Linked DNA regions of Homo sapiens: region 2 is linked to region 1. The links are chromatin loops, found by intact Hi-C in ENCODE. Cell type or tissue: IMR-90. All regions are shown on one strand. Each heading gives the region's core, and the rest is flanking DNA. Links, peaks and the distances in the headings are about the cores only.

Region 1 (5,915 bases), core at 806-4,805:
TCAGGCAACCAAAAAAATTTGATAAATTTAACATCATCGTAATTAAAAGGTTTGTGGTTTCAAGAACACTATCAATAATTGAAATGGCAAAAGTACCCAGAATATGTAAAGAGCCACTACAACTCAATAATTTAAAAAAATCCAATTAAAAATGAGCAAAGGATTTGAATAGGCATTTCTCCAAAGATTATTACACAAGTAACTGGTAAGGATGTAAAATCATCTTCAGTATCATTAGGCATTAGGGAAATGAAAATCAAAAGTATAATGAGAGTTCACTTCATATCCTTATGATGGCTAAAATAAAAAAGATGGACAATAGCAAGTGCTAGCAAGAATGTGAAGAGATTTGAACCCTCATACATTGCTAACTGGAAATGTCAAATGGTGCAGCCACTTCAGAAAACAGTTTGGCAGTTCCTCAAAACAAGAAACAGAGTTATCATATGATTCAGCAATTCCATTCCTGGTTGTGTATCCAAAAGAATTGAAATCATCTGTCACATAAGAATTTGTCCATAAATATTCCTAGCAGCATAATTCGTGATAGCCAAAACTGGAAATAACCCAAATGTTCCTCAACTGATGAATACATTTAAAAATATAATGTATACAGCCAGGTGCAGTGGTTCATGCCTGTAATCCCAGCACTTTGGGAGGCCGAGGCGGGCGGATCATGAGGTCAGGAGATCGAGACCACGGTGAAACCCCGTCTCTACTAAAAATACAAAAAATTAGCAAGGTGCGGTGGCGGGCACCTGTAGTCCCAGCTACTTGGGAGGCTGAGGCAGGAGAATGGCGTGAACCCAGGAGGCGGAGCTTGCAGTGAGCTGAGATTGCACCACTGCACTCCAGCCTGGGTGACAGAGCGAGACTCCGTCTCAAAAAAAAAAAAAAAAAAAATATATATATATATAAATGTATACATACAATGGAATATTACTCAGCCATAAAAACAAATCAAAACTGGGCACAGTGGCTCATGCCTGTAATCTCAGCACTTGGAGAAACCGAGATGGGAATATCGTTTGAGCCCAAGAGTTTGAGACCAGCCTGGACAACATAATGAGATTCAATCTCTACAAAATTATTTTTTAAAAGCTAGCTGGGTGTGGAGGTACATTTAGTTCCAGCTACTCAGGAGGCTGAAGTAGGAGGATCACTTGAACCTAGTGAGCCATGATCATGCCACTGCACTCCAGCCTGGGTGACAGAGCAAGATCCTGTTTTAATTTTTTAAAAATCAAATTCTGATTCACATTATAGTGTAAGCAAACCTTGAAAATATTATGCTACATGAAAACAGTGAGCCACAAAAGGCCACATATTGCATTATTTCAATCATATAAAATGTCTAAAATAGGCACATTGATAGAGACAGAAAGTAGATTAGCAGTTCCTAGAGGATAAGGAAAGGGTAAAATGGGGAGCAACTGCTAATGGGATAATGAAAATGTTTTAGAAATAGAAAGTGATGATTATGGCACAACTCTGTGAATATATTCCCCCAAAAATCCATTTAATTACTAAAGAGGTGATTTTTTTTGGTATGTGAATTATATGTCAATTTTTAAAAAGAGAAAAAATAAGGCAAGAGGAAGGTAAGATTATTTCCAGCTCATGATGTTCAGGAAAGCCCATTCCAGCATTTTACAATATACAGATGATTAGGCATTCAGAAATACAGGGGAAGGGAGTTGGAGGTGTGAGTTCTGCTCTGTGCAATCATTCAAGAGACAGGCTCCTTTCATGATATGGTCCTGCCACCTGTAACATGAGATTTCAAAGACAGGAGAGAAAACTTGTGTAAAATTATGAAAGAGCTAATGCGATGAGCCCCACTGTCAACATGCCATTAGCTAGAATTTAGTCATAAGGTCCTACCCAATTCCAAAGGTGGATGGAAGACGTTAATTTATCTCAATGCTCAGGAACAATACTTAGTATTGTCTCTGTCACAAAAGGAAAGAGGATACATTCCCAACCTAAGTAACTGAGATTCAGAATTAACCCTGAAATAAGCAGCTACAAACTATAGAGCACTAAAACCAAAAATAATCATAGAAGAAAAGAATATACAAAATTTTGTATAATCTGTTGTTCAGTTAATTTGGAAAGTAACTTTGCTGCCATCTTTCAAACCACCTTAAGCAAAATATTCAGAAACTTCAATAACTAACTAGTATCACCAGTCTTGGCTTGATAAGTAAAGTTACTAGGTATTTGTCGGTTCAACTTACGATACGTTAAACTCTGGAGGTTTAAAAAAAAGTTGCTTAAAAAAAAAAAACAGAATGCAGCTTATTATTTTCCTGAGTTCAGTGTAAGCATAGTTACATTAATGCCGTATGAGTTTAAAATATTGTAAATAAAAAGCACCTTTTTTCAGCTATAACACAAACTCCTCAATAGAGAAATATGGGATATTAGTGCATTAAAATCAACCCCTTTTGAACCCATTCATAATTTATAGCTACCTACATAGTTCTTCCAGCCATACCATGTCTATCTGTATCATTAAATATCCTCTCTGTTTTTCAGGTATTTTAACTGAACCACTACTGGCTGGGTTCTTAATAAAAACAAAAAATTAAGAAGGTAAATAAATTCAGTATCCTAGCCAAAAAGCAGAGTATCTGTTTCAGGAACATAAGACAGTATACTTTCCATTTCATTTTACACACACACATGATGTCTTTTACATAAGAATGAACCTGGCTGCCTGAAGATAGCTTGTTTTGATATCACAGAATGGCCTCTAGGGATCAAGTTGTTTCCCTTGAAAACTTAAAAAGGGAAATTCAGTCTCTTATCCGGCTTGCTTCTCGACTTCAGACTTCAGGAGCTTCTGCATCTGAATCTGTGTCACCCTGCAATTTGTGTCTCTGAAACATAATCCTGTCTCACAGACTCCCATTGCATTGGGATTGGTCAGAAGGAAGCAGAGGAGGAGCCACCGTGAACATGTTTTTTTTCTCTCCACACATCATAAAAATCAGCAGCTGGCGCCTACAGCCCCTAACACTCAAAGCAACGCTCAGGCTGGAAACAGAAGCTTCCGAGAGGCAGCCGATGTGAGCATGTGCGCACAGATTCGTCTCCCAATGGCATGGCAGCTTCAAGGAAAATTATTTTGAACAGACTTGAATGCATAAGATTAAAGTTAAAGCAGAAGTGAGAACAAGAAAGCAAAGAGCAGACTCTTTCAACTGAGAATGAATATTTTGAAGCCCAAGATTTTAAAGTGATGATGATTAGAGTCGTACCTAAAAGAGACTAAAAACTCCATGTCAAGCTCTGGACTTGTGACATTTACTCACAGCAGGCATGGCAATTTTAGCCTCACAACTTTCAGACAGATAAAGACTTGGAGGAAATAACTGAGACGACTCCCTGACCCAGGAGGTTAAATCAATTCAGGGGGACACTGGAATTCTCCTGCCAGCATGGTGAACTCCACCCACCGTGGGATGCACACTTCTCTGCACCTCTGGAACCGCAGCAGTTACAGACTGCACAGCAATGCCAGTGAGTCCCTTGGAAAAGGCTACTCTGATGGAGGGTGCTACGAGCAACTTTTTGTCTCTCCTGAGGTGTTTGTGACTCTGGGTGTCATCAGCTTGTTGGAGAATATCTTAGTGATTGTGGCAATAGCCAAGAACAAGAATCTGCATTCACCCATGTACTTTTTCATCTGCAGCTTGGCTGTGGCTGATATGCTGGTGAGCGTTTCAAATGGATCAGAAACCATTGTCATCACCCTATTAAACAGTACAGATACGGATGCACAGAGTTTCACAGTGAATATTGATAATGTCATTGACTCGGTGATCTGTAGCTCCTTGCTTGCATCCATTTGCAGCCTGCTTTCAATTGCAGTGGACAGGTACTTTACTATCTTCTATGCTCTCCAGTACCATAACATTATGACAGTTAAGCGGGTTGGGATCATCATAAGTTGTATCTGGGCAGCTTGCACGGTTTCAGGCATTTTGTTCATCATTTACTCAGATAGTAGTGCTGTCATCATCTGCCTCATCACCATGTTCTTCACCATGCTGGCTCTCATGGCTTCTCTCTATGTCCACATGTTCCTGATGGCCAGGCTTCACATTAAGAGGATTGCTGTCCTCCCCGGCACTGGTGCCATCCGCCAAGGTGCCAATATGAAGGGAGCGATTACCTTGACCATCCTGATTGGCGTCTTTGTTGTCTGCTGGGCCCCATTCTTCCTCCACTTAATATTCTACATCTCTTGTCCTCAGAATCCATATTGTGTGTGCTTCATGTCTCACTTTAACTTGTATCTCATACTGATCATGTGTAATTCAATCATCGATCCTCTGATTTATGCACTCCGGAGTCAAGAACTGAGGAAAACCTTCAAAGAGATCATCTGTTGCTATCCCCTGGGAGGCCTTTGTGACTTGTCTAGCAGATATTAAATGGGGACAGAGCACGCAATATAGGAACATGCATAAGAGACTTTTTCACTCTTACCCTACCTGAATATTGTACTTCTGCAACAGCTTTCTCTTCCGTGTAGGGTACTGGTTGAGAATATCCATTGTGTAAATTTAAGCCTATGATTTTTAATGAGAAAAAATGCCCAGTCTCTGTATTATTTCCAATGTCATGCTACTTTTTTGGCCATAAAATATGAATCTATGTTATAGGTTGTAGGCACTGTGGATTTACAAAAAGAAAAGTCCTTATTAAAAGCTTAACAATGTCTCCTTCGTGTTATTCATAAGCATTGGACACTTTGCGTGCTTTCGTAACATAGAAATCAGAGCCTCATTAAACATATTCTAATAAATGCTTTATTATATTATATTATCCACCATTGAAATGTAGAGAGTTCATTCTAGCAGTTAAGGGAAAATATTTAAAGAATAGATGTATAATCATTTTTAAAAATATCATCACTGAAATTTCAAGTAATTTAATTAAAGGTTTGTTCATCCTCCCTGTGCAGAAGTAGAAATGAAGCTCCTCTAGAGAGAAAAACAGGTGCTGAAAAAAGAGAGATGCTGAGTTAGAAAACTATGTGTACTTCTCAGACACAGAAAGATTCATCTCCCTTAGCAAACAGCCTGATATTTCACACAGGCAATTCGGTTTGGGGTGGGTGGGAAAAGGCAGCTATAGGGATGAAAGTGTCCTGGAAAACCTAAGTTGCCATGTCAAGCTAAATTTCCTGTTACCAAATTATCCCTAAACAATATTAATAAAACAGAGAATGGGGATTTATGCCCCCTTTAAACAAGGATTCAGGGTCTGCTGAAGTGTCCAGAAAAGGTAATATTGTACTGAGAGATTTAGCTTCCTGTTTCTAGAGAAGTACAGGACTGACATCGAATTCTTTCTCATTTCACATGAAAATGACTTGCTGTTTACTTATTGCTGATTTTTTGAACTGGAGTACAAATGTTGATTATCAAGGATTTTAAACTTCAAAACCAAATTCATAGCAGAAGTGTTTTCTGGCAATATTTGTAAATAACTAAAATAAAGGTATCTGTGATGCTGGTACATTTTAAGCAGGAAGGGAGGCACCTACCAAACCCCAGAGGATGTCATGCAATAAACTAGCCTTCCACAGCCACTTCTTGAAGAGTAAAATGTTTTGCTCCAAAATAATCCTACAGATTTGGCCACTGAGCAATAAAATTTGTACTGTACTTTCTAATCTGTGTGTAATTTAAAATAAAGCAAAAGAATATATTAGGTTGAGGATTACCAGTAAACTATCTTAGGATTTACAGGGTCTTCAAATGCTCATGGGCAGAAGTCATATGCAAAGGTACTCCTTAACTCAAATCTAAATGTTTTACACTGATTATAAGACCCAAGAAACACTTTCAACATTCATCTGAAAACACTACCTTAAAGGATAATAGTGAAGTTAAAGT
Region 2 (5,915 bases), core at 1,000-4,999, 180 kb after region 1:
TCTTTCATCAGACACCATAATTGCCATGTGTGGAGCTTGTAGGCTGCCTGGAGTATCTCTATGTGACTTACCAAATGTGTGCTTAAATACTGCCTCCGAATCTTTTCTTGGAATGGGCAGATCTTCTTAACTTGGAATCGTTCCAAATTACTTTTCATTTTCACTACCCTTTCTTCTAGGAATGGTGTATTAACAGGAAAGTAGGACCAGAAATGCCATAGAAGTTCTCCAACAGCTACATACAAGTGTTTCAATTCAGACTGAATATCACTTGGCACCATCTGGTTTATGGTTTGCTGTGTTCCTCCCTGCATAAGGTCCCCTGCAGGTGACAGTGCTATGATGGTACTACTGGCAGCACTACTCAAGAGAACCTCAATTAACTTGGGTATATAAGCTTCCATTTCTTGCCCAATACTTTGAAAAGAATAATGTCCTTATTGTTGCATACTGTAGTGACTAGACTGGAGTTAGACCATGATAATACCTACCTGACTTCTTGAGGTTTAGTGCAATCATTTTTATAGAATTATCTTTCCCCAAGTCTTCATATTCACTGGACTCTTGCGATTTCGCCCTTTTGACTACTGGCTGAAAGCAGTCTGCATCTCTGGAATTTCCATCCATGCTGCTGGGCTATTTTGCTCATTTTCTGCTTCTTGTTTCCTGAGTCCAGCTGCCAGGACCATGGCACTGTGATGGTTAAATCTCTTGATGGCAGCATTACTATTCTCTTCTATGGATTTAGAATTGGAAGCAGATGGCACAGAGGAAATGCCATAGCCCTCATCTAATGGCTTATTTCCCAAAGCTGTTAATTCTAGTAGTGGGTTTTTCACTCCTAATGAAACCATTGTTTTAAGGCCTTTTTCATCTATTTTGGCACATTCTGCAGAGAGATCCTTTGACCCTGTATTCAGCCAATCCCTGTGAAAATAATGGGACTGGAAAAAACGTGTCCAGAATCCCTTCTCTGTCATGTTGTGGGGAACACTTTCTGCATATTTCATTTTCACTGCTGGATAGGTCCTAAATATGAACTCAATGATATCAGAAGTTAAATTATATTTCAGACCGTTACAGCCATCGGTTTCGGGCCAGACATCAGCCAGATATGCAGCAGAAATGCCAACATCCTGCTTATGATTGGATGTGGAAGAATTTTCTGTTGCATTCCCATTTAAATGATTGGCCCAGAATTCCTCAGCACTCATCACTTGGCTCACAACAAGATCTTTATAAAGCTGAAACAAAACAGGATCTTCTTGCAGCATTCTGTTCTTCTCTTCCAGTTCTTTATTTGCTTTCCTCTTGAATTTGGGAAGCAGCTGCTGAAGGTCCTTTACTGCATCTTGCTCTTTCACTGCTGTGTTTTCACTGGGAAAACGGAAGTTAATTGTATCTCCTTCATGTAGGTCCAGCTGATGCTGAATTGTAGCTTTGCCTTCTGGACTAATTTTCTGACATTTAACATCTACATACATACGGCTGACTGTAAATCTATTTTTGCCTTCAGGTGCCCAAGCAATTCTTTCTGCCATGAGGTATAGAGCTCCATCCTGCTTCTTTTGACGCACTTTCTTTACAATCAGCAAAACTTCTTCAGAGGAGGTTGCCATGGTGGCTAGAAGGTGCAGGTGGAAGCTATAATTCTGGGCCAGTAACTAACTGGATTGGATACGGTTGAGTTTCGCTGCGCTTCTTAGAGTCGCTGCTGGAAAGAGGCTGAAATCCAGTGGCCACAGCAGTCGCCACCCCCTCTGTTACTGGGGGGGGTCTCACTTCCATCGCTGGCTGTGAGGAGTCTGAGGGCATGTGACTGGGAACACAGTTTTTTTGTGTGTTTTGTTTTGTTTTGTTTTAATATCTAGGTCTTGGGCCGGGCACAGTGGCTCATGCCTGTAATCCCAGCACTTTGGGAAGCCGAGGTGGGTGGATCACCTGAGGTTGGGAGATCAAGACCATCCTGGCTAACATGGTGAAACCCCGTCTCTACTAAAAATACAAAAAAAAATAGCTGGGCGTGGTGGCACATGCCTGTAATCCCAGCTACTCGGGAGGCTGAGGCAGGAGAATCACTTGAACCCAGGAGGCGAGGCTACGATGAGTTGAGATCAGCCATTGCACTCCGGCCTGGGCAACAAGAATAAAACTCCATCTCAAAAAAAAAAAAAAATATATATATATATATGTGTATATATATATATATATATATGTGTGTATGTGAATATATGTGTAAATATGTGTATATATATGTGTATATCTAGGTCTTTGGAAAGTTTTTTTTTTTTTTTTTTGAGACAGTCTTACTCTGCTGCCCAGGCTGAAGTGCGGTGGCACAATCTCGGCTCACTGCAAACTCCACCTCCTGGGTTCAAGCAATTCTCCTGCCTCAGCCTCCCGAGTAGCTGGGATTATAGGTGAATGCCACCACGCCCGCCTAATTTTTGTATTTTTAGTAGAGACAGGGTTTTGCCATGTTGGCCAGGCTGGTCTCTAACTCCTAACTTCAAGTGATCCACCTGCCTCAGCCTCCCAAAGTGCTGGGATTACAGGCATGAGCCACCATGCCCAGCTGGAAAGCCTTTTTAAAAGACTGTAAGTCATTTTATTGGAGAGAGGGTGGGTACCTCTGAAGCCTACAAGAAGTGAAGAGATGCTCCAGGGGCCCCAGAGAAATCCAAGTCTGAGGCTCTCAGGGGAGGAGGACTCTGACTGCAGGGAGCAATCTGGGCTTCTGCTCTGTCTCCACTCCCATCCCCTCCTGAGGCCCTCAGTGGTATGGGTCTATGGAGCACCTCGTAAGAATCAGTGCTGGGCAGCCAGATTCCTAGTCTCGCCAAAGATGAGAGCAGGCTTTACAACAAGAAGGGCCACAAAACCCAACTCAACAGGCAGAGAAATGCAGGTATCTCATCAGTGATCAGTAAGGCCCTGAGATGCTTCCCTGAAACTGTGGCCCTTCCTTAGCCCCAGGAGCTTAGGATGACTCTGAGAGAAGAAACTCCAAAAAAGGAACCTATTCAATGGGTGCAGGATCAGAATTGAGTTTATGTAAACTCAATTAACATGTGCTATAGTTTTTCAACTTAACTCTGCGATTTGTACCCATTGCTATTCTAGTATAATGACCCCCAAATAGCTCTTCTGTCATTTAATTTTGTAGAGATGAGTACAATTTTTAAAAATATATACTTTCAACTAAAATATTCTAAACACTGAAGCAAACCGGATCCAAAATTTTTTAAAAGTTTAAAAATATGCATATAAACTTGCCAAGAGAGAACCAAAGACTGTCTCGTACCTAGTACTCCTATTCCCTTTTTTCCCTCAAGGCATTAGTTTTATATTAATAACATTTAGCTTTGATGGATGGTTGCATTGTTTGAAATATTGGAGAGTTAAGTAATTTAAACACTGTTACTTGGTTCAGGACATAAATTCCGAAATGTTTCATCTCAGTTAAGGTCACCATGACTAATAAAATAATATACAATCTGCAGCTGCTTCATAGAGAGTGCCTAGAAAAAGAACGTATTGCCCAGAATTATTCACTGTAAAGAATGCATTGTAACTATCAAAGAAATTAATATTGAATTTATCCACCAGGATACAGAAATAATAAATGCTTACTAATTATATAATATGTAAAAGAGTTTCAAACTAATAAAGATTAGATTCACCACAATCACTTGTGAACATTCACAATAGGCCATTCCTAAATATCAGATTAATGGACTGCACATCTCTTAGAAGAAAAAGAAATGGATGGAGAAGAACAGCATCTGGGACCAGAGACTGGCTATATGATTTTTATATTATCATTTTCTATATACAAAGACATTCCGTATTACCAAATAGCTAGATAATAAAGGGAGAACAGAAATTGTTATATTATTTTACCACAGTAGAAAATGTTTTAAAGAAAAAGCAATGAAATGAATAGGATTTTTCTATGTCAGTAACTATTCTGTTTTCATAACTGTCTTAAGGATGCTGCTCAATTTCAGGTTTTCTTTACTTGTCTTTTATCCTGTTTTATTTCTTCACCACTTTTTAAAATGGGATGGTAGGCCCCTATTCTAATAGCCATGATGCTATGCAAAAGCACAGGCCATTTTGGCCTGGCTGTTCCTCCTGCCCTTAGTAATAGTTAAATAAGCAAATTACCTTTGCAGCTCCTAAGAGTCCTGCTGTTCCTCATTATTTCCCTTGCAAATTAGCCCCCGAGGAAGTCACTGATGTCTGGACTTAGGAAATTGTAGTGAAAAGCAACTCAGATTCTTAGAATTAAATCAGGAAGGATTTCCAGATGAAGTGTCATATAGGGTGACTGACTACAGTTGACAACAATGTATTGCACATTTCAAAATAATTATACAGGACTTGAAATGTTCCTAACACATAGAAATAATACATACTGAAGAGAATGGATACCATACATATCCTAACTTGATCATTATTCATTCTATGCATGTAACAAAATATCACAGATACTCCATAAATACATACAAATATTATGTACCAATTTAAAAAATTAACTCGTGTATGTGTTTTTGGGTTTATTAACTACTAGATTTTTGAGAGCTAAGGAAGACTAGGGTAGCAACAAGTAGATGAAGATGTATGTTTGCTCTTAGATTGGTTCATGCAAATTTACTTTTTTCCAATAATATTCTTACATGTAGGAATACAAACTATATGTTCATTCCAGCAAGAATAAATGCTATAAATATTAATATGAATTTAAACTGCTAAGTAATTGTGTATGTGTTCCTCGGTAGCAAGTTTACTTACACAGACAAATCTCAGGCAAAAAAAAAAAAAGGAATTATGATTCAGATCAATCATGTACAAACTAATACTGGTTTTTGACAGCCTATTAAGACATGCAATCATTCCCCGCCAGACAACACAAGGAAGAGGGCAAGGGAGAAGCAACATCAAATGAATGGTTTTATTGCAATAATTTCAACATCAGGCTGGAGAACCTACACAAGGATGATGGTAGACAGCTCCTGGAAGACAGGCACAGTTCCCGGTGTATGTGTGGCCTTACACCTTGCCAGTGCCAAGTATATAGTAGTCACTTACAATATGTCTGTTAGAGTGAATAAATCTAGAGACATTTGGGGAACGAAAAAATAAACAAGAACGTTCAACAAATTATTTCACATCGAGTTTAACATTAAGAATTCTCAAATCTTGGAAATGTAAAGATTGGAAAGTAGAGTTTGTTCCTGAGGAAAATGTGTCCTGGTAAGCTTTATGTGTCAACTTGACTACAGTGCCCAGTGATTCAATCCAACACTAATCTAAATGTTGCTGCAAAGGAATTTTGTAGATGTGGTTATCTACGCTCAGTTTACTTTAGGTAAAGATTATTCTCAGTAATAGGAGTAGGCCTCATTCAATCAGTTGGGAAAGCCTTAAAAGCAAGACTGAGGTACCCCTGGGGAGGAAGACATTTGGCTTTAAAACTGAAACATCAGCTCCTATCTGAATCTTCAGCCTACCAGCCTGTCCTACAAATTTTGGACTTCGCAGCCTCTGTAATCTCATAAGCCAATTTTTTGATCTCTAAAATAAGTAAGAACTAAATATACTAGTGATATAGGAGATATATCTTATTGGTTCTGTTTCTCTGGAGAAAGCTGAATGACAGTGTCAGTAGAAATTTTAGGGACAATATCTTTTGGGCAGTTCACATTTTTAAGTAAACACCATTTTGTAATGAGATGGTCTTTCCTTGGTCATCAGACTATCTACTAAATTAGTGGGAGTTTGAATGCCTTAAATATAAAGTTGACTATTGCAATTTGATTATAATGACATGGTTTGTGTCTAGGTGTCAAATCTATGTTTGAAAAATAAAAGCAGCTACATTACCATTTTAGAGGACATGTGAGTTCCTT

The links. Hi-C counts contacts between places; a loop is a spot of excess contacts. Peaks named below come from ENCODE experiments on the same cell type or tissue, not always from the same donor. Only the 100,000 strongest peaks of a DNase experiment are listed, where the experiment ranks them.
Region 2: a loop joins it to region 1, with 1.9 times the contacts of the local background. A loop is called at or near these places in 1 of 110 quality-filtered maps.

Annotation. Positions count from the first base shown.
Region 1 is chr18:60,369,881-60,375,795 of GRCh38, reverse strand. It overlaps MC4R (melanocortin 4 receptor), which reads left to right and starts at 3,021. Exons shown (of 1, transcript NM_005912.3): 1 at 3,021-4,734. The coding sequence starts at 3,447. The coding sequence ends at 4,445. In IMR-90, for the core only: no CTCF peak of the experiment used is centred there; a DNase peak (open chromatin) is centred at 2,975; H3K4me3 peaks cover 276 bases; H3K27me3 peaks cover 178 bases.
Region 2 is chr18:60,192,258-60,198,172 of GRCh38, reverse strand. It overlaps the pseudogene LOC342784. Among named protein-coding and RNA genes, the nearest start is that of LINC03111, 70 kb to the right of the region's middle. In IMR-90, for the core only: no CTCF peak of the experiment used is centred there; no DNase peak of the experiment used is centred there.